2 separate regions of the Homo sapiens genome follow, and region 2 is linked to region 1. Evidence: read pairs that join two places in POLR2A ChIA-PET (ENCODE). Cell type or tissue: PC-9. All regions are shown on one strand. Links, peaks and the distances in the headings refer to the core of each region. The heading gives the core; the rest is flanking DNA.

Evidence for each region. ChIA-PET counts read pairs that join two places held together with the same protein. Peaks named below come from ENCODE experiments on the same cell type or tissue, not always from the same donor. Only the 100,000 strongest peaks of a DNase experiment are listed, where the experiment ranks them.
Region 2: POLR2A ChIA-PET joins it to region 1 with 17 read pairs; 1 of 35 experiments calls an interaction of 5 or more read pairs at or near these places.

What each region holds. Positions count from the first base shown.
Region 1 is chr6:13,722,447-13,730,154 of GRCh38, forward strand. No RefSeq gene overlaps it. Among named protein-coding and RNA genes, the nearest start is that of RANBP9, 14 kb to the left of the region's middle. In PC-9, for the core only: no CTCF peak of the experiment used is centred there; DNase peaks (open chromatin) are centred at 2,485 and 3,305; H3K4me3 peaks cover 725 bases; H3K27ac peaks cover 2,500 bases.
Region 2 is chr6:15,319,282-15,326,989 of GRCh38, forward strand. The region is part of intron 1 of JARID2 (jumonji and AT-rich interaction domain containing 2); the gene reads left to right. It also overlaps the pseudogene RNU6-645P. Among named protein-coding and RNA genes, the nearest start is that of JARID2-AS1, 74 kb to the left of the region's middle. RefSeq lists an enhancer at 4,138-4,187. In PC-9, for the core only: no CTCF peak of the experiment used is centred there; a DNase peak (open chromatin) is centred at 4,050; H3K27ac peaks cover 1,574 bases.

The DNA of each region.
Region 1 (7,708 bases), core at 2,137-4,636:
TCCTTAAACTGTAAATCTCATGAAACAATATTATATCATCCCATAAAATTCAGTAAGTATAATTTGAATAGTCTACATGATTGAAGAACAACAAAGCCACACTGACATGTGGCTGTTGAGTGGTTGACTAGGCTACGTGTTTCCATGCAGTGCACTAACCTTAACACACATGGGATGCTATTAGCGCTTGGTAAAATTATGGCAAAACGGCCTTCTGCATTGCTTCTAAAGAGTCAAGACTGGCCAGGGTGCGGTGGCTCACACCTGTAATCCCAGCACTCAGGGAGGCCGAGGTGGGCAGATCACTTCAGGTCAGGAGTGTGTAACCAGCCTGGCCAACATGGTGAAAACCCATCTCTACTAAAAATACAAAAAATTAGCTGGGCGTGGTGCCGAGTGCCTGTAATCCCAGTTACTTCGTAGGCCAAGGCAGGAGAACTGCTTGAACCCGGGAAGCAGAGGTTGCAGTGAGCCCAGATCGCTCCACTGCACTCAACCCTGGGCGACAGAGTGAGACTCCGTCTCAAGAAAAAAAAGAAAGGAGTTAAGATTGTGGATGTTCAATGTGAGTCTAAATGTACAAGTTAGACTGTACAAGCTAAATGTACAAGCTCTGATCAGGTTCTTCAAATATATACACCCCTCCTTATCTTCCTGTGGTTGTGCACACCCACGTTTATAAACACTGTGGTAGAACCAAAAATGGCACCCTAGAAAGCTGTCCACCTCAAATCCCTAGAACCTGTGACTCTGACTTTATTTGGTAAAAGGGTCCTTGCAAATGTCATTAAGTTAAGGATCTTGAACAAGATCATCCTGGATTATCCTTGCAGGCCCTAAATCCAATGACAAGTATCCTTATAAGAGAGAGGCAGAGGGAGATTTGAGACAGAAAAGACACGCAGAGAAGGGAAGACCGTGTGAAAATGGAGCCTAGAGAGATGCTGCCACAAGTCAAGGAATGCCACCAGCCACCAGAACCTGGAAAAGGCAAAGAATGGACCCTCTCCTGTGGAGCTGGAGGGAGTGTAGCCCTATGACATCTTGATTGCAGACTTCTGGCCTCCAGTGCTGTGAGAGAATAAACTTCTGTTGTGGTAAGCCACCAAATTTGTGGCCATTTGTTACAGCAGCCCTTGGAAACCAATCCACACATACACACACTGCAAACTTTTTAGGTTTCAGGAAAAATGTTGCACAAAGTTGTTAAGACAATTAGGTATACTGTGCATTGTAGAAGCCAGAGTGATATAACAATCACAGTTCTCTCATCAAAATCAAAGCACTTTCTATTTGAAAGTACTTTTCTGTAAGATACAGAGCTTGGTTATATAAATTATGTACGTCAATAAGGCAATCTAGGCTCACTGCTTGTCTTCATAATTTTATAGCTCTCTCTCTCTCTCTCGGTTCTGGCCACATTTCAGTAAAGGAAGGGGTTATATAAGCATTCTGGTTTGATGGAAAAGTAATTTTATGATTGAAGTATGAACTGAAATGGCTCTTCCACTGGGCAGAGGCATTAATGCCATAAAACTGCCTTTAAGGGACTATTAGAGGGTCACCATGACTGCTGCAGCTCAGGGCTGTTACTTTCTAACCATTACATGCCTAATGTCATGTGTATTATGCTTTAATAACTATTTAAAAATTTGACCCCATAAGGACAATTTTGTAGGGTAGGTTAGGTGTCCCAGATCAGGTTTCCTAGAAACGGAGGCTGAGATGGGGTTTCTGGTACCTGTGATCTTTTGACAGAGTGCTCTCAAGTGAAATGTGTAGGGGAATAAGGGAAGTAAACTAGCACGGGGAGGAAGCCAGGCGAAGATGTAAGCTCGGTGAGGTCTGGCTCCAGCCTAACCCCACAGGAAGCTCTGGAGTGTGTGTGCACCATGCAGTCATCCCACCTTAAGGCAAGAGTCCAGGGCTTTTAAAGCCTGTATTAACCACTCATTAGCTGCAGACCACATTCCTCCCTGGGGTGGTATAACATCCGAGGGATCTCTGGGCAAGGAGGTGAGGGTGTGGCTATGAGTCACTGGCAACATTCCCTGTGGCCTGAGATGGGTGCATCAGCAGGTGACAGGACATGCTCAGGGCACCAAGAGCATCCAAGGATGCTTTTTTTTTTTTTTTTTTGAGATGGAGTCTCACTCTGTCACCCAGGCTGGAGTGCAGTGGTGCCATCTCAGCTCACTGCAACCTTCGCCTCCCAGATACAGATGATTTTAATGCCTCAGCCTCCTGAGTAGCAGGGATTACAGGCTCCTGCCACCCCACCAGGCTAATTTTTGTATTTTTAGTAGAAACGGGGTCTACCATGTTGGCTAGGCTGGTCTCAAACTTCTGACCTTAGGTGATCCACCTGCCTCGGCCTCCCACAGTGCTGGGATTACAGGTGAGAGCCACTGCACCTGGCCTTCCAGTCACATTTCTAATCACACACCTGATCATTTCAATGACTACATCTGCCTTAAGAGAACTCTCTGAATGTTGGCATTACTGAGCAATGTTGGAATGTCACAAGTCTTGCAAATATGTCCATCAAATAAGTTCACATTTTAATAGGTTTAATCTGGGAAGAGGGTCTTTCATAAAGAGACGATTTTTAGAATACGTGTGTACGTAGGAACACAAGCCCGTAAGTTTGGCTGTTGCCACCATGCTCATTACTGACCTTCATCATGTTTATTTTCATGGTCCATATGCCTTTTTCTACTCTCTGTTGACCATGTGAAAGTCTGTCTGTGTCAGCATGGTTTACCTTAGTTTATAAGGTCCTCATAGGTATAGGTCACAACTATTTACTGTTCTCTATGTTGCATGTTGCACAATTATGGGTTTAACAACTGCTTCTTGTTGATATAGGGATGTAACTCTGCTTTTTTATTATGGCAATGATATTCTATTTGATAATTGCCCAGGCCTTAAACATATGACTAAGGCATCATCCTGAGCAGGACTTGCAAACTCAAATACCTCCATGAGCCAGGTAGATAATGTAAAAGAGTGAACCAGGTCGGGTATAAAACAATAACAGAGTGGAGAGCATAAAGGAATTTCAAATCAAAACGTTCCAAACACTTCACAGGTCAAACAAAACACCTCTGTGGGTCAGATCTGGCCAATGGTTCACCAGTTAGTGGCCTAAAGGCTAGGTCTGAACTCAAAGCCGGAAACTCAGGCCAATTACAGGTGTCCTGGATCTGTCTTAGGTTTGCCAAAAGCTATCATTACTTGTCCCTGCCTACCGTGGGTGATCTGAAATACCAGATTTTTCAGTCATGCTGCCCTGCCTGTAGAACCAGACCTGGAGATTTTGAGATACTTCCTGGCTTGCCAGGGAAATCTGAGTCATAGGTGCCCCATTTACTTAACACAACCACAAAAAAACACCTTCAAAGAGCCTATTTCCTATTGTAGTGCCCTATATCTAGGAGGCACTCCTTAAATACTTCTTGATGACACAAGCAAGCTACTTTCATAATGCTTGATTTCAAGTCTTTATAACCCATCCAGTGGTCTTCATTCTAAGAATTAAGTGTAGGGGCTGGGCACGTTGGCTCACACCTGTAATCCCAGCTCTTTGGGAGGCCGAGGCGGGCAGATCACGAGGTCAGGAGATCAAGACCATCCTGGCTAACACGGTGAAACCCCATCTCTACCAAAAATACAAAAAATTAGCCGGGCGTGATGGCGGGCACCTGTAATCCCAGCTACTCGGGAGGCTGAGGCAGGAGAATGGCGTGAACCCAGGAGGCGGAGCTTGCAGTGAGCCGAGATCACGCCACTGCACTCCAGCCTGGGAGATAGAGAGAGACTCCGTCTCAAAAAAAAAAAAAAAAAAAAAAGAATTAAGTGTTCACAGTTTAATTATGATGCAAAGATTACATATACTATACCAAGTGTTGACAAGGATGTGCAGAAATCAGAGCCCTGATACGCTCAGACACTGCAGGTGTGAAAACAGTATGGCAGTTCCTCCAAGCTTAAACTTAGATTTCCCATATGACCCAGCAATTCTACTCCTGGGTATATACCCAAAAGAAAGGAAAACATATGTTCACATAAAAACTTGCACACAAATGTTCATAGCAGCATTATTCATAATAGTAAAAAAGTAGAAATAATCCAAATATCCATCAATGGATGAATGGATAAATAAAATGTTGGCCGGGCACAGTGGCTCACATCTGTAATCTCAGCACTTTGGGAGGCCGGATCGCTTGTGTCCAGGAGTTTGAGACCAGCCTGGGCAACATGAAGAAACCCTATCTCTAGAAAAAAATAGAAAAGTTAGCCAGGCGTAATGGTGCGCACCTGTACACCCAGCTACTCGGAAGGCTGAGGTGGAAGGATCTCTGGAGCCCGTGAGGTCGAGGCTGCAGTGGGCTGTGATCATGCCACTGCTCTCCAGCTTGGGTGACAGAGCGAGACCCTGTCTCAAGAATTTTTTAATTAAATTCAATTAAACATTTAAAAATAAAATGTTGTCTATTCATAGAGTGGAACATTATTCAGCAGTATAAAGGAATGGAGTTCTGGTTCTGATGAATGTTACAACACAGATGAACCTTCATAATATTATGCTAATTGAAGGGTGCCAATCACAAAAGACCACATATTTTATGTTTCCTTTTATATGCAATGTTCAGGATAGGCAAATCCATAGACACAGAAAGTAGATTAGTGGTTGTCAGGAGTTGGGGGGAAGAGAGAGTGAGGAGTGACTGCTAGTGGGTAGAAAATTTATTTTGGGGGTGGTGAAATGTTCTAAAAGGTATGATGGTGATGGTTGCACAACTTTGTGAATATACTAAAAACTGCTGAATTGTACATATTAAATGGATAAATTATGTGGTATGTGAATTATATCTCAATAAAGCTCTTATTTTAAAAAAGGTTACATGTGCTATGAAGGTTTTTGTCATAAGCACCAAATACTGTGTACATGAATTTACTGCCATGTAACTTTCAGTGCTTTTCTTACTCCTGGCACATAGTAGGCCATCAATAGATGTTTGTTGAAGGAATGGTGAATGGTTTCTAAGAAGCTAGAATATTCAGTGAATTGGGCTGGAGGATTCTGATTTAAATTTCTGGAGGCTATCCTGAAAATCCATGGATTTTCTTTCCTACAAGAAAGAAACTAGCATGAAGCTTGGCATATGGCATGCTCTCAATAAATAGCAGTTCCTTCCCTCTTTTTTCAAAACAGTTCTAAAATGTATTATTCTACTTTCTTAGTATCAACCTTTTCAGCTTTATAATGAATTATCAATGGAAATAGGAGTAGAAATTTTAAAAGACCAATCTTATTTGTGTCCAGTAGTGGGAGTCACACTCAGCTAAGAAATGGTTTTTTGATGTTAAAATTTGAATAAACGGGCTAGTACAGTGGTTCTCAGTGCATCAGAATCACCTGAAGAATTGATCTGGGGTGGGGCTCAAGAAGCTGCATTTCCAACAAGTTCTAAGGGAGACCAGCATTTCTTCCTTTTAAAAAAATTTTTTTAATTTTTGAAACAATCACAAAATTACAGGGAAATCAGAGATACAATTCAAAGAACTATTTCTACTGAGCCATTTGAGAGCAAATTGCTGACATCACCTGTGTGGAATTTCTACAAACAAGATATTCTACATAACCGAAATATAACCATCAGAATCAGGAAAGAAACACTGATGCGTTAGTACTATCTAATCTTCACATCCCATTCAAATTTTACCAGTTGCCCCAATAACATTGTTTACAGCTAATGATCCAGTTCAAACCATGCATTGCAGTTACTTGTCATATGTCTCTAGCCATGAAACACTTCCTCAGTAACTCCTTGACTTTCCTGACCCTGACACTTTTGAAGATTACAGGCCAGTTATTTTTTAGCGTCCCTTAATTTGGGCTTCTCTATTTCCTCAAGTGTAGATTCAGGTTATGAATCTTGGGAGGCATATCATAGAAATGCCTCTGTGTTCTTCTCAGTGTATCAGGTGCCACACAATAGTAATGTGTTGCATTTCTGATGATGCTAACTTTTATCATTTAATAAAGGTGCTGTCAGTCTTCTCCACTATAAAGTTATTCTTTTCCTCTTTGCAATTAATAAATATTTTGTGGAGAGATGCTGTGAAATAATCCAAATATCCCATTCTTCATCAAACTTTCATTTATTTATTTATAGCTCTATGGATGTGATTTCCAATTTTATTCAATAGGGTTAGAATTCATCATTATTATTTATTTTGATATTCAGATTGTCCCTCAGTAGGCTAGTTGGAGCCCCTCTACCTGTCTTCTATGCCTTTTGACTTGTCCCCAACACTTTCTGAGCACTTCCTGACTTTCAGGCACAACAAGATGTTCCAGACTCATCTCGCACTTTCCATGCTACAGCCCTGGAATCAGCCATTTCTCCAAGGAGCCATAATTCCTTTTAATTGCAAATGGTGTTTGAGGCCAAAATCTAGGTGCTCAGTGTGCTTATTGATATCGGAGTGTTGTTCCTCTAGGCCTTTTCAGCGAGAGCTAAGTAATATACATACATACGTATGTTAGGCATTGATTGCTGTATAACAAATTACCACAAATTTAGCATCTTAAAACAACACACATTCATTACCTCACAGTTTTGTGGCTCAGGAGTCCTGGCATGGCTTAGTGGAATCCTCTGCTTTAAATTCTCACAAAATGTCAACTGAGGCTATGGTTTTATCTCAGGGTTCATCTGAGGAAAGACACGCTTTCAAGCTCATGTGGTAGCAAGATTCAGGTCTTTCTGGGTGTGCTGAACTGAGGGCCTCAGGCTTTTACTGGCTATTGGCTGAAGGCTACCCTCAGTTCCTTGCCATGTGGGCCTCTCCCTAGGGCGATTCATCACCTAGCAACTTGCTTCATCAAAGTCAGCAAGAAGACCAGATGAGCTGGCTCATGCCTGTAATCCCAGCACTTTGGGAGGCCGAGGCGAGGATGACTTGAGCCCAGGACTTTGAGACCAGCCTGGGCAACATGGCGAAATCCTGTCTCTATAAAAAATACAAAAAAAATTAGCTGGGCATGGTGGCACATGCCTGTAGTCCCAGCTAATTGGGAGGCTAAGGCAGGAGGATCACTTGAGCCCAGAAGGCAGAGATTGCATTGAACTATGATGGCGCCATTGCACTCCAGCCTGGGCTACAGAGCAAGACTTTGTCTCAAGAAAAAGCAGAGGCCAGGCACAGTGACACATACTTGTAGTCCCAGCACTTTGGGAGGCTGAGGCGAGCAGATCATCTGAGGTCAGGACTTCAAGACCAGCCTGGCCAACATGGTGAAACCCCATCTCTACTAAAAATACGAAAATTAGACAGGCTTGGTGGTGCACGCCTGTAATCCCAGCTACTCAGGAGGCTGAGGCAGGAGAATCACTTGAACTCGTGAGGCGGAGGTTGCAGTTAGTTGAGATTGCACCACTGCACTCCAGCCCGGGCAACAGAGCGAGACTCCATCTCAAAAGAAAAAAAAAAAAAGCAAAAGAGAGTCTCCAAGCAAGATGGACATTATAATCTTATGTAACATACTCACAGAAATGACATTCCATTCTATTTGCTATATTCTCTTGGTTAGAAGTGAGTCATAGGCTCTGCCCACACTCAAGGGGAAACCATGAATACTGGGGGTGAATACAGGGGGTGCAGATCATTCCAGGGCATCTCAGGAGCATCTTTAACA
Region 2 (7,708 bases), core at 3,094-5,593, 1.6 Mb after region 1:
TGAACAATAATTTTAAAAGAGTTGCTCTGACAGCATATCTTTTGTAACTTTTTCCTCTCTGTGGTTCTGCAGTAGCCATTTTGTGTCTGAGTGACATGGAATTTCTGTGTTGCTTTTTTCTTTTTTTTGGAGACAGAGTTTCCCTCAAGCCAGTTGCCCAGGATGGAGTCCAGTGGTGTGATCTCAGCTCATTGCAACCTCTGCCTCCCGTGTTCAAGCGATTCTTGTGCCCCAGTCTCCTGAGTAGCTGGGAGCACAAGTGTGCGCAACTGTGCCCTGCCAATTTTTTTGTGTATGTGTTTTTAGTAGAGACGGGGTTTCACCATGTTTGCCAGGCTGGTCTTGAACTCCTGTCCTCAAGTGATCCACCTGCTTCATGGCAGGTGAGCCACTGCATCCGGTCTGTCCATAGTTTCTGGAACACAATTAGAAGTGAGATCTGTGTTTGAGGGAGAAGCAGGAAAAGTTTAACCTGAGGATGGCCCTTTAACTTTATATGATGAAAAACTACCTAATCAATGGTTGCAGATTATGTAAATTAAAATAGTGGTGGGTACTTCTTAAACAAATTATGCAAATTTGATGCAGTCATCAAGGCTTCTTGCTTCACTGCATCATTTACCTTTTGATTTCAGAGAAGTTCAGCCCCTTGACTCTTTCCTTATTCGAACTGGAGCTAAGCACTGAGATATTTCAGCCATACGCTTGTTAGGGAGTGTATCTATGTAAATACAAGTAATTTTAAGTAGACAAGGCTATATTAGTAGAACCTGATTACTTTTATCTTGCTGGTTTCTTCCATTGTTTTATTAGTATGTTTCAAATATTTACCATGGTGAGCCGATCAGCTTCTGATCTATGTGGATCAGTATCCAACAAAAACTGACTAGAAGAGACTGTGGTTGTGGATGCTTGTGAAGAGAATGGAAAATGTATTACAGTGTTAATGTCCTCTACAATTCCAGTGACTTAGTATTCAGTTAAGACACAGGTAAGGTGTTGGTTATAAGCCGGTAATTCAAGTTAGGTTAACTCTGTTTCTTTTCCATCATAACCAGTTGAAAAGAGGAAGACTTTACATTTAATTAGGTAGTTCGTAGAATGTAAGTGTGAGAATAGAAAAATATATTTAAGAAACTCAGTCATTGTTCTTTACACAAATTAGAGTGGATTGGTAGCTTTGGGGGATTTAAGTGGGTTGAAGTAGAAGGTGAAATGATGACTGTTAATTATCAAAAACCATACATAAATGTGATTTGTAGTTTATTTTGAAACCTACTGTAGTTTAAATTCATCTGGTATTCATTACAATGCAGTTCTTAAAGAAGATGAAACTGTATAGCTAATGACCCAAATGTTTCCTTCTTATCTAATCAGGGATCCTTCTTTAGTAGCTAGATTAGATGTTATTCAGAAAGGATAATATAGGAAATAATTACTGTATTTCATTTGTGGAGTTAAGCATATGGCCTCTAATTCATTTTCATATGCAATATATGTAAATTAGAGACCAATCTATATTATTTTCAGCCATGGCCATGCAAGAATATGATTCATTCTCTCTCTCTCTCTGTGTGTGTGTGTGTGTGTGTGTGTGTGTGTTAGTTAAACTTGCATGTGAAGTATGACTTGCAGTTTGTAGTAATTTTGTGATGCTGGTACATTTTCTCATCTTGTTTGGGAGTTTTATGAAATGTTAGAATTCAAATTTGGGGATGGGAGGCGGTGTATCATATGAATGATTTCATTATTACAAGTAGTATTTTGCAGTAGTTAGTATGTTGTGAGCAGATTGAAAATGCCAGGAACTTAAAAGAATTTTTGGAAGAAAATAACTAGATCTGTGCAAGAATTCAACAGTCTGATTACTCAGTGTTATCAATTACAAAACACCTGGCCCTGTGCCATGATATATATACTATATATCAGTATAATCAGTATAATCATACACCTTCTTGTGGGGATAAAGGGAATGAAGGGAATGTCATTTTTTTACATCACAAAGAAAAATCATGAAATTATTAATAGTTGTGAGTTGTCCACTCTGTAACTAAGGCTAACTATGAACTAATGAACTCACATGTAGTATTAATTACGGCACATATTTCATTAATGGGAACCTGCAATTCAAATTATGTTTGAGCAGGAAATATTTAACAATTTTGTAAACCTTTTTGATTGGGCCTTGAAACATGGTTTGTAGCTTTTTATTACTTCTGCTCTGTTTCTTAAATGTGGGTGGCAGTGAAATCAAGATCTCTATTCAGAACCAAAGACTGACTGTCAGGGGGTTTATCTACTTCGTAACTTGTCATTAGAAAACATGATTTCCTTCAGCTTCTCCTCGTATTTACAAGCCAATTGCTTGACTCTTCTTTGGGTCAGTGGCTAAGTAAGTTAACAAGAACAAACAACAGAAATGCTTTCTTTGAAGATATGAGACTTCAATAATAGAGTGTGAGTTAGAATAGCAATCTAATTTTATAATTGGAAGAATTCTTGTTTTTTTTTTTTTTTTTTTTTTTTTTTGAGATGGAGTCTCACTTTGTCGCCCAGGTTGGAGTGCAGCGGTGTGATCTCGGCTCACTGCAAACTTCGCCTTCCGGGTTCAAGCAATTCTCCTGCCTTAGCCTCCCAAGTAGCTGGGATTACACTGCCCAGCACTACGCCCAGCTAATTTTTTGTATTTTTACTAGAGACGGGGTTTCACCATGTTGGCCAGGCTGGCCTCAAACTCCTGACTTCGTTGTTCGCCTGCCTCCCAAAGTGCTGTAATTACAGGCATGAGCTACCGCGCCCGGCCTGGAAGAAGTATTAGATTTAGTGTCTAGTGGTTAATGGGAGAATGGGAAATCTGCATAGCTCCTGTTTGGTAGCATGAAAAACACATAATTGTAATTTCAAATATCCAAACAGGCATGTAGAATCATAGGGTCATTTGTTGAAGCTTAGTTTTCAAGGAGCAGTAAGAGTGAGGAAAAGGTGCACAGGCTTCTGTGCTTCTGATTCTGAGACTTGGTTAGAGGGCACTTGCCAGGCATGGTGACACACTCCTGTAGTCCTAGCTACGCAAGCCATATTCACTATTATCACTCTCTGGACCAATTATTGATTTGCAAGTTCCTGTGAAATGTTTTATCACCCAGTGTGTTTTGTCTGTGTACAGGAAGCACTGGATACACTGGCTAGGTGTGTGCTTTTAAGTAACATTCTTCTCTGATTCCTTTCCTTCAAAGTGGGAGATACTGGTAGCATCTACCTACCCTGCAAGGATTTAATGAGTTTTAATGACATGAGAAATGCTTAGATTTCAGGGATTTGACTAAACCCAAATACCTGGGCCATATTTTTAGCCAGGAGCCAGGGAATATTTGCACTAAGCCACTGGCTGACCCAAAACTTCTCTCTTTAAGTCATTTAGCCAAACAGCAAATTAGGGAGCCAGCAGCTCATTTTGGGGGTGATGTTTTGTATGAGAAGTTGGTGAACCCTGGGGGTAGCAGTAGGGGAGATTTCAGCATAGAGAAGAGGGGATAGTTGATTTCCTAAACCACTTCCAAATTATGTCTTCAAACAAAATAAAACTTTCCCCTTGATTTCCAAATTCCAGAATATTAGGCATAACCATAATATAAACATAACAGCATACTCTTAAACCAGAGAGAAAAATTCCAAGCTGTTCTGAATTATCTGGTTCATTTGAGATTGGACTGTATGCAATTTGGTCGTAGCAGCAGGCTCATTCTAGCAAATGCTAAGGTAGCAAACACCAGGACTGTAGGTTACTTTTCCTCACAACATTCTGGTTGTAGGTTTCCTGACACATTCATTCTGGCTGTTTTTCTTTTGCACTCTGTGGTACGAAACCTCTTAGCTCTGTGTGGGTGGTGGGCTTTTGCTTGCCAGGCAGGCAGGCACAGCCTGGTTTCCCAAATGCATTTCTCCCTGATTGCCTTCTCTATCCATTAAGCATATCTGAACTGTGTAGGATTAGCTGTGTCTTGTTCTTTCCTTTTCTTTCTTACAATCACAGGAATGAGCCAGGTGTGTGTGTGTGACTCACCCTAGCCCAGCCTGGGTGTGCTACAGCACCGGGAAATCCTGCCCTCTTGGCCTAGCGTCTTCATAGATATGTGGCTTGGCCTTCTCTCTTTGGTGCTTTTCCCTTGACAGCAAACTTGTCGTCTTTTGTCTTGAACTTTATTGCTCAGAGACCACCCTACTGCTGTCCTTTTACTTCAGATCTTCAAATTCAGTCACATACTGAGGTACTAGGGGTTTGGACTTAAGCATAAGACTTTTTAGGGGACACAAGGCAACCTGTAACATTTCTTAACATTGCCTTCCAAAGAAAATTCCTTTTGTTGGGTGTGGTGGCTCACACCTGTAATCCCTGCACTTTGGGAGGCCGAAGCAGGCAGATCGCAACATGGTGAGATTCTCTCTTTACTCAAAATACAAAAATTAGCCGGGTGTGGTGGTGTGCGCCTGTAATCCCAGCTACTCTGGAGGCCACGTGAGAATCACTTGAGCCCTGGAGGCAGAAGATGCAGTGAGCTGATCGCGCCACTGTACTCCAGCCTGGGTGACAGAGCAAGATTCTGTCAAAAAATAAAAAAGGCTGGGCGTGGTGGCTCATGCCTGTAATCCCAGCATTTTGGGAGGCTGAGGCGGGCGGATCACAAGGTCAGCAGATCGAGACCATCCTGGCTAACATGGTGAAACCCTGTCTCTACTAAAAATACAAAAAATTAGCCGGGCGTGGTGGCGGGCGCCTGTAGTCCCAGCTACTCAGGCTGAGGCAGGAGAATGGCATGAACCGGGGAGGCAGAGCTTGCAGTGAGCCAAGATTGGGCCACTGCACTCCAGCCTGGGGGACAGAGCTAGACTCTGTCTCAAAAGAAAAAAAAAAACTGGAAAAAAAAAAAAGAAAATCCTTTTTGATTTGTATGAAGCCCAAGGTATTATCATTCATCCTTTTTGTGTCCTAGGAAATCTTTGTATAACCTAAGATTGGAAGGATTATCTCTTGTGTTTCCTCTTGGAGTTTTATAATTTTTTCCCCCACATTTTGCTTGTGATCACTTTAAAAAGAAAAGCTTCACGAATTTGCATGTCATCTTTATACGGGGGCCGTGTTATCTTCTGTGTAATGTTCCAGTTTTAATATATGAGCTGCCAAGGTGAGCACTATGACCCCCCTCCTTTTTCTTCTTCTTTTTCTTTTTTTTAAAAGACAGTCTTTGAACCAGGCTGGAGGTTCACTGCAATCTCCGCCTCCGCCTTCTGGGTTCAAGCAGTTCTCCTGTCTTGGCCTCCCAAGTAGCTGGTACTACAGGCGTGCACCACCACGCCTGGCTGATTTTTGTGTTTTTTTTTTTTTTTGGTAGTTTTGTAGCCTTGCTTTATTTTCCAGGCACTTTGCAAACTCCTGAGTTCAAGTGTGATCCTCCTGCCTCGGCCTCTCACAGTGCTGGGATTGCAAGTGTGAGCCACCGCTCCCGCCAACTGCTTTTTGAGTTAATATTTGTTTGGAGCAAAGTACGGGTCAGAGGTGGTTTTGTTATTAAAAAAAAAAAAAAGAAAAGAATGTCTTTTGTTGTTGTTGTTTTAAACTCTGAAAGCATTCCCTGCCCTTTGTCAAAGAATTTCAACAGCCCTGAAAGGAATAAAGTAATAAGTTGCACTCAAGCCTGCCTAAATCCCTTGCTGGAGGAGATGCTTTTAGAGTTTTTCTGTGTATTCGTATGTGTTTATAATTTCTTTTTTTTTCTTTAATGAGGACCATACCACAATTTCAAAACTTGATTTTTTTAACTTAATTTAGTCACCACCTTTACTTCCTCTTCAAACATGGTTTTTCTTCCCATTTTCTTTCTTTATAAAGACTTTTATAATCTGTACCTTGTACCTGAGGGAATTGTGTTGTTGTTAATTTTGACTTTTATTTGCAATAAGAACTTTCGAATTGAGACCCAGTATTTGTGGCTACCTGTGTGTGTGCACACACACAACTGAAACAATTTCAGCTTAGCCTCACTCTCCGTGTTATATTGTAATCTATCCTTTTTTTCCCCCTATTTAATTTAAAAGAAAATTGCTTGTCAAGAGACCCAGCATATTGATTTCCTATTAGGGATCAGCGGTCTAGAAGTACATCTTGAACATTCACAGCTTGTCCTGAATTTAGCTGTGGGAATGTCTAAGGGTACTTTGACCAGTCCATACTACAGAGACCCTTTCTTCATGATGGTGTGGTGTGCAGGAGGGTGTTCAGGGGTGACATGATGTTCTTTTTGTCAACTTGGGACTTTGATTTCACCAGAGTAAAGAGGATCGTAGAAATCTTGCTAAGTCAAGGAAATTCTTATTTACCGCCATAGACTTTGCTCCATCACAGCGGTTCTCAAACTGTCATCTAGGGATCCCTAGATCATAGTCCCTTCCTGGGAGTTTCCAAGGCGAAAAGTAGTACCATGGTAAAAACTGAGACATTATTGTCTTCATTTTCTCACAAATGTGCAGTGGGGCTTTCCAGATACTACATGATATGTGATATTGCATCAGATTGAATTGAGTTATGAGAACTGTGTTGACTCCCGTTAAGCCAGATATTAAAGACTTTTGCAGAAGTGGAAAGCAGTGCCACTTTTCTCACAGTTTTTTCAATGTGTAAAATACAATTTTCATAAAAATTTTATTTCTGTTAACATGTAATGATTGTATAATTTTCTAAATGAATTAATATGAAATTTGTTTTAATTTCTAGTATGGTAAATATCAATGTGTATATGAAACCCAGGTAAACAGTAGCTTTTTTGAGTCCTGAAAATATGCAGTACACTTCTATGCAGCCTCTCCTAATTGCAGAAGTATCAACCCATGGTGAATTTTGTTTCATTTACACCTTTACTCTAAGTGAAGCAAATCTCAGACATTTTTTTGGGGGGTGGAAGGTGGAGACAGGGTGGAGTTCAGTGGTGGTGCCATCATAGCTCACTGTGACCTCAAACACCTGGGCTTATGCAATACTCTCGCCTCAGCCTTCTCACTAGCTAGGACCGCATGTGTGCACCACCATACCCAGCTAATTTTTATTTTTGGTAGATGGGGTCTCACTATGTTGCTCAGGCTGTCCTTGAAGTCCTGGCCCCATGCCTTAGCCTTCCAAAGTGCTGAGGTTACAGGAGTGAGCCACCACGCCTGGCCTGTCAGTATTAATGTTTTTATTTTCTTTGGAGACAGATTCTGGCTCTGTAACCCAGGCTGGAGTGCAGTGGCTCGATCTTCGCTCACTGCGACCTCCACCTCCCAGACTCAGACAGTTCTCATGCCTCAGCCTCCCAGGTAGCTGGGACTACAGGTATGTGCCACTGCACATGGATAATTTTGTATTTTTAGTAGAGACATGGTTTCACCATGTTGGCCTTACTGGTCTCAAACTCCTGGCCTAAAGTGATCAGTCCACCTTGGCCTCCGAAAGTTCTGGGATAATAGGCGTCAGCCACCACGTCCAGCACAGCATTAATTTTTAAAAGCTGTGAATTCTATTTAGAGAAAACATACCCATGATAATGATAACATAATGAGTCAAGTGTTCAGATTTCCCCTACTGTCAGTCTCATGTTTTCAAATAAGGTCTATACATTGATACTGGTTGGGTTGATAAAACATGTTTGTTTTTAATCTCTCTGTCCCTTTAATTTGT